3 separate regions of the Homo sapiens genome follow, and all the other regions are linked to region 1. A link is a contact called in ENCODE Hi-C or POLR2A ChIA-PET data. All regions are on one chromosome and are shown on one strand. The core of a region is the stretch at or near the end of the contact, and the rest is flanking DNA. Distances in the headings are between cores, read along the strand shown.

Region 1 (4,139 bases), core at 473-2,972:
CAACGTCCTCGAGGTCACTCAGCCAGTAAGACGTTAACTGAGCCTAGGTTCAATCTAGGTCTATCAGGCAGCAAAGTGTTTTATTACTTGGGAAGAAAAAGGCACAGAAAAATGAATAAGTGAGTTCAACACTATTAACTCATGAATTGATAATGCTCTGTCCATCTTAACACTGCTATGAAGGAGAAGATACTCAAATATAAAAGTTGGCAGGGCACAGTGGCTCATGCTTGTAATTCCAGCACTTTAGGAGGCAGAGGCAGGAGGACTACTTAAAAGCCAGTAGATCGAGACAAACCTGGGCAACATAGTGAGACTCTGTCTCTACAAATAAATGTTTTACAAAGCAAATTAGAGCCAGGCACGGTGGCTCATGCCTGTAATCCCAGCACTTTGGGAGGCCAAGGCGGGTGGATCTCAGTTCAAGACCAGCCTGGGCAACATGGTGAAACGCTGTCTCTACTAAAAATACAAAAATTAACTGGGTGTGGTGGTGCACGTCTGTCACCCCAGTTACTCGGGAGACAGAGGCAGGAGAATTGCTTGAACCGAGGAGGTGGAGGTTGCAGTGAGATGAGATTGCGCCACTGCACTCCAACCTGATTCTCCATCTCAAAAAAAAAAAAAAAAAAATGCAAATTAGGCGAGGTACTGCCCGCCTATAGTCCTAGCTACTCCAGAGGCTAAGGCGGCAGGATGGCATGAGCCCAAGAGGTCAAGGCTGCCGTGAGCTACCACTGTTCCACCGCAGTCCAGCCTGGGCGACAGAGCGAGACCCTGTCTCAACAACGAACCAATAAATACATAATAAAAAGTAATGGTTAAGCGGAAGATACCTAGGTACACATCACAACAAAATTCTATGAGGTTCTTTCAAAGTGTGCTTAGATAATTAAGGTTTGTCAACATCGTGGCATCCACAATTACTACCATCTCAATCACAAACCTGGAAATTTACCCGTGTAATTAATTCCCACTGCATAACCATGTTTTGTTATTGCTAGATGATGGAATCCACAACAGTATCCAATTCTTTTTCCAAGGCAACGACTTCTGCAAAAAACCGAGATGTGCAGTCTCTCTTGCTAAGTCACCGATCACCTATACTCTCTCCTCTCAAAACCCCCCAATACCCAGGCAGCGAGTAAGCCCTGGAAGGCAGGATTCGTGTCTGCATCCCACCGCCTCGCACCCCCTTCCGGGGCATCCTCATCGTGTGGCCAGCTCCTGCCTGGAGAAGGAGGTGGCCTTTACTTGGGTGTCACCCGGGGACCACTTGGGGGTCCAAGCGGGACAGGCCTCCGAGGTCCCCGCCATGTATGGAGGCCGAAAGGCAGCGTCCCAGGCGAACTGGAGAGGGAGTTCCCCCCAGCTCTCCAGGTCACCTCCCGCCGACGGACGGAAAGGCCGGCGCGCACGGGCGTGGTGCGGCGGGGATAGGAGGCAGCCACGGGCGCACCCCAGGGCCAGCACATAATGGGCCGCGTAGGCCGGGCAGGCGTCCAGCTGGGACGCCGCCGCACCACGTGGGCTGCAGAGCGCACGGGGCAGGCAGCTGCCGGTGGGCCCAGGGCCGGGCGCTGCGCGGCCAGCGTCCGTGCGTGCGTGCGCGCGCGCGCGTGCGCGTGCCTGCGTCCAAGGGATTTGCGATCAGGCGGCGCGGCGGACAGCCCCGGCGGCGGGGCGGGGGGAGTTATATTGCGGGGTCCTTCCTCGCTCACCCTGGTTCCTCTCGGAGCGGAGACGGCAAATGGCGGACTTCGACACCTACGACGATCGGGCCTACAGCAGCTTCGGCGGCGGCAGAGGGTGAGGCGGGCGTGCGCGGGCCCCGTCGGGGGCTGCGGGACCGGCGGAGTCGGGGCCGTCAGGGTGGCGGCCGTCCTGCGCTCAGCCGGGGCGGCGGGAGGCGGGGGCCCGCGGAGGCCTAGGAGCGGCGCCTGGAGGGCCGGGGCCTGGAAATGGCGCGCTCGGAGACGGGGCGGCGGCGGCTGGGCTCCCGGGGTCTTGCTTGCGGGGCGGATCCCTTCCACTGCCTCCCGCCAACGACAACGTGTTGGTTTTTGCCCTGCCTTGGCCGCGGCGGCGCCGATGCCCGGAGACGAGCGCCCGCTTCCAGCCCCATCCCCCCTACGGTAGGACCAGTGCGGGGCTGAGCTGTGGCGCTGGGGTACGGGCCACACGGCCTGCCCCGCTCCGGTCCCGGCCTCTTTCGCGGCCCTCTGTTGCCTGCCCGCCTTGCAGGCCCCTGGCCCCTTCGCCACGAGGCCGGCCGACTGGGGAAGGTCGGCAGCCAAGAGGGGCGATTCCCTTCCCCTTACGTGTGAGGCAGGGATTTGGCGGCTCTGGCCCGGGGATGGTACGACTCCTTGCGGGCGGGGGGAGACCAAGGAGATAAATCCATCGTAGCTTCTTTGTATTAATCTTTCTTGGGTCACAGTGCCTTGACAGGTGCTACGTGCTCTTTGGCACAATTTCATTTCTCCTTGGTTTCTCGCTCTGATCTGGAGAAGGAACCGCATTTAGCGTCGTCCTGATTGTTGTCAAATGCAGACAACTATGTATAATTGAAACACTTTGCTTAAAAGAAACATCTTTGAATAGAGAGCTCATGGTGTTTAATTCCAGGACTCTGCACTTTTTTTTATTTTATTTTTTAAATACAAGTTGCCTCGTTAGAATATAGGCTATGAACATCTTGCTGTTTGTCAAGGACACACTTGGGCTTTGTGTTTTCTTGCAGAAAGGATTACTTTCCCAGGATAACACCACAATAATACACACTGAGGTGTTCAGTCTCCTGGGTTGCAGTCCAAAAGTATCTTTGTTTGGTAAAGAATGATCACTTTTAATACCTTGGTTTGGGAACGGCTCAGACAAAAGCTTGTTTCGGGGCAGGAGTGTAGCTAATGTTCATGATACTGTAACGTGGAAGTGTGCCGGTGTAGGTGGAGCTATTGTCATTCCAAAGAACATTTTATTTGCTAATAAAAAAAGAAGTAAATGTTGGATGACATGAAATTATCGCCTTTGGGTTAGGTTTCTAAACATCAAATTTGTTCTCAAGTCATTTCGAAATTTAATAACTAGGGTTTTTTTTTTTTTCCTAGTTCCAAAAAACGTTCACAGAAGTACCCAGAAAAATTCTTCTTAAACAGCGTGGTCAATTTAAGTTTTAGTTGCATTGGGACTACAATAAGGTGACCTTATTAAACTGAGTGTGGGGATTTAAAAAAATTTCCTTCAGACACATTTGCCAGCTCTTCTGGTGTCAAATTTTGACATTTGGGGGTGCCAGGAACAATCAGAAGTAAAATTCTATTAAGATGCTATTAATTTCAAATCTCCACAGCAGATGAAAATATTAGCCATTTGCCCCAGGTGTACTCCAAAAACTGATAGGAGAGTTTCCTAGGTAGCACTGTGCATCACTTGAACTTCCTAATAGAAAGTCTCTTTACTGTTAAGCATCTTCTATGTCTCACTTACTTGGAATTTTCTATTTGGCTTCATATTAATGTGAAACTACATAAAGTATTGCTACTTTCAGAAGTAGTTTTAAAAACTTGTTGGTGAATTTACATATTCATTTATACATGTGTATTCTTTTTTTTTTTTTTTGAGATGGAGTTTCACTCTTGTTGCCCAAGCTGGAGTGCAATGGTGTGATCTCGGCTCACTGCAACCTCCACCTCCCGGGTTTAAGCGATTCTCCTGCCTCAGCCTCCCAAAGTGCTGGGATTACAGGCATTAGCCACCGCGCCCGGCCTCAATTATTTTAATTATGTCCACATGAACAAATGTCACTGCTTTACAATGCTTAAGCATCATAGAAGATTGCCACCTATGGAAAGCAGTTTTAACACTGCATTGTTTGGTACTTGTGTAGGCACCTTCTCCCTTGTCTAAAATGCCTCAGACAGGCTCGTACATCTCACCTCTGAATTACTTGGGTCACAGGTGAAAGAAATGGTAGGCCTAAAATGAACAGTTATCATCATAAAACATAGTTTGGTAGTTATACATCTTCCTAAGTTTATTTCGTAGTTGTGTTTAATAACCAGTGCAGTTGTCAGGAAACAGTATTGAACCACTGCTTTTTTCCCCCGAGCCTGTAAGGGCATGTCCCCAGCAGCCAG
Region 2 (4,710 bases), core at 1,418-3,917, 560 kb before region 1:
CCAGGGGCCTAGAGCCTTGGGTCCTCTGCCTCAGAAGGCTAGGCACTACCCACTTTCATTGCAGAGAACCACCCTTGGTTCACTTCTGACCACCAACATGTGTCCTCTTCCAGGCCTCCACCTCCCCTCCCAGTCTCTAATTCTGACCTCTCCCCAGGCTCTTGCCCTTGGCCCCAACACACACTCCAGGCTCTTTTTTGTTTTTGTTGTTGTTTTGAAACAGGTTCTTGCTCTGTTGCCCAGGCCAGAGTGCAGTGGCGCAATCATAGCTCACTGAAGCCTTGACCTCCTGGGCTCAAGCGATCCTCCCGCCTCAGCCTCTGGTGTACGCCACCATGTCTGGCTAATTTTTAAATTTTTTGTAGAGACAGGGTCTCCCTGTGTTGCCCAGGCTGGTCTCGAACTCCTGAGGTCAAGGAATCCTCTTGTCTTGGCCTCCCAAGGTGTTGGGATTACAGGCGTGAGCCACTGTGCCTGGCCTCTTCCTTTTTATTACTGTTATTTTTAATTTTTTGGTAGAGACAGGGCCCCACTATGTTGCTTTGAGGACTGGCCTCAAATTCCTGGGCTCACGAGGCTTTTCTTTATCTCCTAGCTTCCCTGGCCACTTTTTTTTTTTTTTTTTTTTTTTTTGAGATGGCGTTTCACTCTTGTTGCCCAGCCTAGAGTGCAGTGCCACGATCCCAGCTCACTGCAACCTCCACCTCCCGGGTTCAAGCGATTCTCCTGCCTCAGCCTCCCAAGTAGCTGGAATTACAGGCACGCGTTACCACGCCCAGCTAATTTTTTGTATTTTCAATAGAGACGTGGTTTCACCATATTGGTCAGGCTGGTCTCAAACTCCTGACCTCAAATGATCCCCCAACTCAGGCTCCCAAAGCACTGGGATTACAGGTGTCAGCCACCTCACCGGGCCCTGGCCGCTTTGTGTGTGTGTGTGTGTGTGTGTGTGTGTGTGTATGCTTGAAACAAGGACTGAATCTGTTGCCCAGGCTGGTGTGTGTGTGTTTGAGACAAGGACTCAATCTGTTGCCCAGGATGGAGTGTGTGTGTGTGTGTTTGAGACAAGGTCTCAATCTGTTGCCCAGGCTGGAGTGCAGTGGCAGGGATCTTGGGTACTTCGATCTCCGCCTCCTGGGTGCAAGTGATCCTCCTACCTTAGCCTCCAGAGTAGCTGGGACTACAGGTGTATACCACTGCACCCAGCTAATCTGTGAATTTTTAAAAAAAATTCAACATGGTTTCACCATGTTGCCCAGGCTGTTGTCAAACTCCTGGGCTCAAGCGATCTGACTGCCTCAGCCTCCCAAAGTGCTGGGATTGCAGGCGTGAGCCACCGCTCCCAGCCCCTGACCACTTTTCACTGACTCCTTTGCAATGCCCACCCTGCAGCCTCTCTCACTCTGGCCCTTTCCTGCTCTAGCCTCATATCCAGCTGCCTGGGGACCCTCCCTAGGATGTCCCAAAACTTGCCACAAAAACCCCACTGACTCCCAGCATTCCAGGTCTGACTGTTATATTCCGGGTCTAATTGAGAAAAAAATCTCAATCTCATAGGATCTGTGACATTTCTCCCGCTGTCCCCTCCCCTCCATCCTCTCTCACTGTGTCACCCCTTGGCCTGGTGTCATTTCTCACAGGGACCTCCCTGACTCCAGTGTCACACTCGGAGCTCATCTTCCAGTTGCAGCCAGGACAATTCTTTCTAAAGTGCAGTTCAGGTCTGGAACCCTCCATGGCTCCCTACTACCTCTGGGACAAAGTCCACACTCCTTGGCTTGGCTTCCAAACCCGTCCCCCTCCTCCATGACTGGGCCACCACTTGCTTCTCTCAGCATCTCATCTCCTTTTTTTGAGACAGGGTCTCACTCTTGTCACCCAAGTTGGAGAGCAGTGGTACAGTGCTACGGCCTTGGCTCACTGCAGCCTGCACCTCCCAGGCTCAAGCGATCCTCCCACCTTAGCCTCCCGAGTAGCTGGGACTATAGGCATGTGCTACCATGCCCAGCTGGTTTTTTGTATTTTTGGTAGAGACAGGGTTTCGCCATGTTGCCCAGGCTGGTCTCGAACTCCTGAGCTCAGGCGATCCACCTCCCTCGGCCTCCCAAAATGCTGGAATTACAGGCATGAGTCACTGTGCCCGGCCTCCCTGTCTCCTTTATACACCTCACCTTGAAGCCACACAGCCCACCTTTTCTTTTCCTTTTTTTTTTAAGATGAAGTCTCACTCTGTCACCCAGGCTGGAGTGCAGTGGCCTGATCTTGGCTCACCACAACCTTTGCCTTCTGGGTTCGAACAATTCTCCTGCCTCAGCCTGCCTAGTAGCTGGGATTACAGGTGAGCGCCACCACGCCCCACTAATTTTTGTATTTTTAGTAGAGACAGGGTTTCTCCATGTTGGCAAGGCTGGTCTCGAACTCCTGACCTCAAGTGATCTGCTCGCCTCGGCCTCCTAAAGTGCTGGGATTACAGGCGTGAACCACCACATCCGGCCCTTCTGGTCTTATTCTAACAGGGAAGCCCCTCTTACCTTCCCTCCTCTGCCCACAATTCAGGATAGCGCCTCCTCCAGGAAGCCTTCCTGCCTGCCAAAGCCCACAGCGCTGCCCACCTCCCCTCCACCCTGGCCTGTCAGGTCTTTACATGCTCGCCTTGCTGCAGGGAGTAAAAGCAGCTCCTGCCTTTGGCACAGAGCTTGACACACAGCTGGTCTACTTAGAGGCAACCTGAGACTTTTCCTGGCTGCTCTGACAAAGAGAACAACTGCTGACCCTTCCTGCCCCAGCCAACTTCCTCTGGGACAAACGAGGACACAGAGGAAGGGGGACCACTGGAACATGAAATTTACTAGGGCTTTTTAGCATCATTTACAAAGTTCTGTCCTAAAGAACATTCTCCAAAATCTGCTGGGCACGGTGGCTCACGCCTGTAATCTCAGCACTTTGGGAGGCTAAGGCCGGCGTATCACTTGAATCTAGGAATTCAAGACCAGCATGGGCAACATAGTGAGACCCCATCTCTACTAAAAATACAGAAATTAGCCAGGCGTGGTGGCGCATGCCTGTAATCCCAGCTACTTGGGAGGCTGAGGCATGAGAATTGCTTGAACCCGGGAGGCAGAGGTTGCAGTGAGCTGAGATTACACCACTGCACCCCAGCCTGGGTGACAGAGTGAGACTGTCTCAAAAAAAAAAAAATAAAATAAAATAAAGCATTCTCCAAAATGGACACTGATAGGATTGAAGGAGGGGTTTTGTCCTGGTTTCTGAGCCCAGATTGGACAGAAAACAAAGGGCTGGGTCCTTGGGTGCATAGACTCCCAGGGGGCTAGATAAGGAAGGAGGGTCTCAAAGTGTGTCTGCCCCTGGCTTTCCAGATGAGGAAATGAACACCAGCAAAGATGAAGTTTGTCCTGGTACGGTGTGGTGGCTCACGCCTGTAGCCCCAACATTTTGGGAGGCTGAACTGAGAGGATTGCTTGAGGCCAGGAGTTTGAGACCAGCCTGAGCAACCTAGTGAGACCCTGCCCCTACAAAAAATTAAAAATAAAAAATAGCTGGGTGTGGGGGCGCATGCCTGTAGTCCCAGCTACTAGGGAGGCCGAGGTGGGGGAATTGCTTGAGCCCAGGAATTGGAGGCCGCAGTGAGCTATGTTGGCTCCACTGCACTCCAGCCTGGGTGATGAAGTGAGACCCTGTCTCAAAAAATAGAATAAAATTAAGTTTGTTAGGCCAGGCGCGGTGGCTCACGCCTGTAATCCCAGCACTTTGGGAGGCCGAGGTGGGCGGATCACCTGAGGTCGGGAGTTCGAGACCAGCCTGACCAACATGGAGAAACCCTGTCTCTACCGAAAATACAAAAAATTAGCCGGGCGTGGTGGTGCGCACCTGTAGTCCCAGCTACTCAGGAGGGTGAGGCAGGAGAATCGCTTGAACCCCGGAGGAGGAGGCTGCAGTGAGTCGAGAGCACACCATTGCACTCCAGCCTGAGCAACAGAGTGAGACCCCCATCTCAAAAAAAAAAAAAAAAAGTTTGTCCAGGGCTCTCAGAAAGTCAGGGCCAAGTGAAGCCCCCCTCCCCAGCCCAGAGACCCCATCCTCTGGACTGTTTCTCATGGAAAGGCTGTAACCATGTGGCTTCCTGGGGGCTGGGGCAGGCTTTGTTTAACACTGATAAGTTCTTCCCTTCACTCAGCCGCGGAACCCTTTGCACCTATGCTGAGACAGATACTGGGACAGGACACATGGATGAATCAGGCAGGGTGCCCACAGCTTAGCGGGAGAGATAAGGAAAGTAAACAAACAACCCGAGACAATGCAAAGTGGAAAGTCCTTCTTGCCCCAGGAGCGGTGCAAAGTGCCAGGGAGCTCCCAGGACACCAAGACGATTTCAGAGTGTGGGAGTATGACTGTTGGATCAGGAAAGGAAGAATCTTAGAGGATAGGAGCCTGCAGGGGGTGGCAGAGCCCTTCCTGCTTGAGCCCTAAGGCCCGACATTAGTGGCGTCAAGCCAAGTAAGCCCTTCTCCTCCCCACTCCCGTGAAGCCCACCTTCAAACCTTTGGCGTTTAGGGAGGAGGAGGGGTCTTGACATTTGTTGTATGTGTGTCACGTGCTGCTATGACTATGACAGTGAGATACAGATGATCTCACTGAAAACTCAGTGAACCTCAGAAATAGGACCTATTGGCCGGGCGCGGTGGCTCATGC
Region 3 (4,467 bases), core at 1,718-4,217, 600 kb before region 1:
AGTAGAGATGGGGTTTCACCATGTGGGCCAGGCTTGTCTCCAACTCCTCACCTCAAGTGATCTGCCTGCCTTGGCCTCCCAAAGTGCTGGGATTATAGGCGTGAGCCACTGTGTCCGGCCCAGCCTTGGTTTTCTTAAAGAGAGGTTGAGAACTGGGGGCGGTGGCTCATGCCTGTGATCCCAGCATTTTGGTAGGCTGAGATGGGAGGATTGCTTGAGCTCAGGAGTTCGAGACCAGCCTGGGTAACATAGTGACACCCCATCTCTACAGAAAACTTTAATTAGCTGGGCATGGTGGTGTGCGCCTGTGGTCCCAGCTATTCGGAGGCTGAGGAGGGAAAATTGCTTGAGCCCAGGAGTTCAAATGCAGTGATCGTGCCACTGTATTCCAGCCTAGGCGACAGAGTGAGATTCTGTCTCAAAATAAATAAATAAATAAATAAATAAAAATAAGGGAGATTGAATTGGATGAGATATCTACAAAGTGACAAGCAAAAGTACCGAACACAAGCATTAAAGGCTCTATGGAGGCCGGGTGCGGTGGCTCATGCCTGTAATCCCAGCGCTTTGGGAGGCTGAGGCAGCTGCTGGATCATTTTTTTTTTTTGTTTGATACAGAGTCTCGCTCTGTTGCCTCAGTCTCGATCTCCTGACCTTGTGACCTGCCCGCTTCGGCCTCCCAAAGTGCTGGGATTACAGGCGTGAGTCACCATGCCCGGCCCGGCAGCTGGATCATCTTGATGCCCAGGAGTTCCACCAGTCTGGCCAACATGGTGAAACCCCGTCTCTACTAAAAATACAAAAATTAGCCGGGCGTGGTGGCAGGCGCCTGTAATCCCAGCTACTCAGGAGGCTGAGGCAGGAGAATCACTTGAACCCAGGAGGTAGAGGTTGCAGTAAGCCAAGATCGCACCACTGCACTCCAGTACCTGAAAGAACTCGGGGATGAGAAGTCAACATCTGTTGAGTCCTGTGCGGGGGAGTGGAGCCAGTCACTTTTGTAAAAGATACTTAATTGAGTCACAAAGCTGGCATGTGGTAAATGACTGCAGATGCTCCCCAATTCCAACAGGAAAAAAGCTCCTGGGCCCTGCAAACAAACACAGCCACAATCTGTCCTCTGCTTCCTTCTCTCCAGGCATGTCTAACAAGCCCCCCTCCTCACACTTAAGTCATACCAAATGCTGTTTGGGGACTCCTTGCCTTCTCGGGTATTGCCATTGGCAGGAATGTCTTTTTTCCTTGGCCTTCTGGCAAACTCTTCTTCTAGAACCATCCTTTGAGACCCCACACTACCTCATGTGCCCCCTATTCTCAGTAATGATTTCCCTAACAACCACCTCCCCCATAAAAGAACAGGACTCGGCCAGGCAGGGTGGCTCACGCCTGTAATCCCAGCACTTTGGGAGGCCGAGGCAGGTGGATCACAAGAGGTTAGGAGATTGAGACCATCCTGGCTAACACAGTGAAACCCCGTCTCTACTCAAAAAATACAAAAAATTAGCCGGGTGTGGTGTCGGACGCCTGTAGTCCCAGCTACTCAGGAGGCTGAGGCAGGAGAATGGCGTGAACCCAGAGGCGGAGCTTGCAGTGAGCCGAGATCCCGCCACTAGACTCCAGATTGGGCGACAGAGCAAAACTCCGTCCCCCTGCAAAAAAAAAAAAAAAAAAAATGCAGGGCTGGCCGGGCACAGTGGTTCACGCCTGTAATCTCAGCACTTTTGGAGGCCAGGACGAGTGGATCACCTGAGATCAGGCGTTCGAGACCAGCCTGACCAACGTGGCGAAACCCCGTCTACTAAATATACAAAAATTAGCCAGGCGTGGTGGTGTGTGCCTGTAGTCCCAGCTACTCGGGAGGCAGAGGCAGAAGAATCGCTTGAACCTGGCAGGCGGAAGTTGCAACGAGCCAAGATTGTGCCACTGCACTCCAGCCTGGGCAAGAAGAGCGAAACTCTGTCTGAAAAATAAATAAAAAGAGCAGGGCTGCCCACTGACTCTCTGGTGTTTCCCATTTCTAGTACTAACCTCTTCTATGAAACTTTTCAGAGACAGGCTCTTGCCGTCACCCAGGCTGAAGTACAGTGGCGCGATCTATCACAACTCACTGCAGCCTTGAATTCCTGGACTCACGACACCCTCCTGCCTCGGCCTCCCATGGAGCTGGGACTACAGGGGCGTGCACAACCACACCCAGCTAATTTTGCGTAGAGATGGGGTCTTGCTATGTTGCTCAGGCTGGTCCCAAACTCCTGGGCTCAAGCGATCTCCCTGCCTCGGCCTCCCAAAGTGCTGGGAATACAGGCGTGAGCCACTTCGCCTGGCCTCAGTGAAACTTATTTCACCGTGTTTTTCACTTACATATTTAGGTGTTCATAATACAGATGTACTTCTCCTTTACTGGACTCCTTACAGAAAAAGACCCCAAAGCCTATCACAGGGTCATAGATGCCCAGTAAATGCTGCTGCACATCACAGAATTGGTGCTTTTTCCGAGATCGCGGCCACGGAGCAGGCTGAAGAGTTTACGGTGCTCTCCTGGCCACCCCGGGGACGGCCTGGCCTCGGCCACAGAGAAAGCCGCAGTAAGGGGCCCAGGTTGGAGCCAGTCCCGCCCCAGGAGGTGCGCCTAACCCGGCAAGGCGGGTCCCCGTCTCTGGAAGCGAAGCTCACGTTACCAGAGGAGAAACTGAGGCCCATGGAGTCGCCGGGCCCCACCAGCCGCGGGCCCAAACCGCAGGTCGGACCACGAGGAGGCCGGGAGCCGGGACACCGCGGGCCGCCCCCACCCGACCCGGCCCCACTTACAGGCGGGCCGGCCGCTCCTCTCCTCCCCCGCGCGCAGCCACCCCCGCGCTACCGCCGCCGTCGCCATCAGGGCCAGCAGCCCAAGCAACACCGACAGCCCCATGAGCTCCGACATCTGCGAGAGCTCCATGTTGGTGGAACCACTGCCACCTCAGCTAGTGAGTACGCGGGCGCCCGCACGGCTCTGCCGGGCCGCGCACGCACGCGGGGGCGCGGCCTGGCCGTTGGGGAGCCTCAAGCGGCTGGGCCTGGCCGTTAGAGCGCCTGGGGGCGGAGCCTGGTTGTTACAACGCCTTCAGGGCGGGGCCTGGCCGTTAAAGCACCTCAAGGGGTGGGGCCCGGCTGTTGTGGCGCTCGAGGGGCGGGGCCTGGAGTTAGAGCATCTCCACCCGCCGAGCCTAGTTATTAGAGCGCCTCGAGAGGCAGAGTCTGGAGTTAGCGCGTCTCGAGGGGCGGGGCTGGGTTGTTAGAGCGTCTCGAGGGGCAGAACCCGGAGGTAGAGTGTCTCGAGGGGCGGGGCCTGGAAGTAGAACATCTCGAGGGGCAGGGCTCGACCCTTGGTGCGTTTCGAGGGGCGGGTCGCCTGGCGGTTGAGATTGCAGGGCTGCGGAGGGCGGAGGAAGGCGGGATTTGCGATCACTGCTCACGCCTCCTCCTGAAGAACTCACTGATAATTGTTTATTAAAGGCATTATTCCAGCCATCACCACACTGGATCCTTTCAAGGAAGCGGGGCGGGGATTATTATTACCATTTAACGGATAGGAAACTCAGCATCAGCGAAAGTTCAGATGGGCTTTTAAGGAAGAGTAGGCCAGGCGCGTGGAGTGGAACAGCCTCCGCAAAGACCTGAGAAGCTGGGATGTGGGAAATGGCTAGAGGGGCGGAAAGGTCTGGGGGACGTTGAGCGCTGGCTCCATCCAACAAGCTGCTCATTACAGGGAGAGGTGGGGCAAAAGCTGTGTCTGAGGATTCCCTGGATGGACCTTTGTGTGAAAAGACCAAAATCAGAAAACCGGCAGTGGCTTCAAGGATCCGAGAGGGAGGTGACGAGGGCCTGGATTTGGGGCTGGCCTGGCAAGTCGAAAGTTAAAAGGGAGAATTTTTAATAGAAAACTTATTTTATTTATTTATTTATGTATTTACTTTTGAGACGGTTGCCCAGGTTGGAGTGCAGTGACGCGTCTCGGCTCACTGCAACCTCCGTCTCCCGGGTGCAAGAGATTCTCCTGCCTCAGCCTCCAGAGTAGCTGGGATTACAGGCGCGTGCCACCATGCCCTGCTACTTTTTGTGTTTTTTATAGAGACGGGGGTTTTGCCATGTTGGCCAGGCTGGTCTCGAACTCCTGACCTCAGGTGATCCACCTGCTTCGGCCTCCCAAAGTGCTGGGATTACAGGCGTGAGCCACCATGCCGAGCTGGGAGATTATTTTTATTTTTTATTTTTTGAGATGGAGTCTCGTTGCACTGTCGCCCAGGCTGGAGTGCAATGGCGCCATCTCTGCTCACTGCAACCTCTGCCTCCCGGGTTCAAGCGATTCGCTTGCCTCAGCCTCCCGAGTAGCTGGGATTACGGGTGCCCGCTAGCATGCCCCGCTAATTTTTTGTATTTTTTAGTAGAGACGGGGTTTCGCTATATTGGTCAGGCTGGTCTTGAACT

What was found. Hi-C counts contacts between places; a loop is a spot of excess contacts on that map. ChIA-PET counts read pairs that join two places held with the same protein, here RNA polymerase II (POLR2A). Pooled maps may share reads with other maps.
Region 2: a loop to region 1 is called in a map of gastrocnemius medialis, with 8 times the contacts of the local background. The contact joins the enhancer-like site here to the promoter of EIF4H in region 1. A Hi-C loop is called at or near these places in 1 of 168 maps with a recorded cell type or tissue (gastrocnemius medialis) and 1 of 50 pooled maps. POLR2A ChIA-PET finds 5 or more read pairs at or near these places in 1 of 52 experiments (CD4-positive, alpha-beta T cell).
Region 3: a loop to region 1 is called in a map of sigmoid colon, with 18 times the contacts of the local background. The contact joins the promoter of TBL2 here to the promoter of EIF4H in region 1. A Hi-C loop is called at or near these places in 2 of 168 maps with a recorded cell type or tissue (naive thymus-derived CD4-positive, alpha-beta T cell and sigmoid colon), 2 of 37 single-sample maps with no recorded cell type and 12 of 50 pooled maps. POLR2A ChIA-PET finds 5 or more read pairs at or near these places in 4 of 52 experiments (A673, PC-3, RWPE1 and 1 more).

What each region holds. Positions count from the first base shown.
Region 1 is chr7:74,172,634-74,176,772 of GRCh38, forward strand. It overlaps EIF4H (eukaryotic translation initiation factor 4H), which reads left to right and starts at 1,723. Exons shown (of 7, transcript NM_022170.2): 1 at 1,723-1,809. The coding sequence starts at 1,751. RefSeq lists a silencer at 1,474-1,983 and enhancers at 1,486-1,780, 1,762-2,275, 2,276-2,788.
Region 2 is chr7:73,608,629-73,613,338 of GRCh38, forward strand. The region is part of intron 2 of MLXIPL (MLX interacting protein like); the gene reads right to left. Among named protein-coding and RNA genes, the nearest start is that of MLXIPL, 14 kb to the right of the region's middle. Within about 2 kb of position 2,668, at least 2 of the 41 ENCODE cell types and tissues checked have a DNase peak (open chromatin) inside an H3K27ac peak, as active enhancers do; they include gastrocnemius medialis, where a contact is called at or near this core.
Region 3 is chr7:73,575,612-73,580,078 of GRCh38, forward strand. TBL2 (transducin beta like 2) reads right to left here and starts at 2,968. Exons shown (of 7, transcript NM_012453.4): 1 at 2,809-2,968. The coding sequence starts at 2,938. RefSeq lists a silencer at 2,580-3,219 and an enhancer at 3,550-3,619.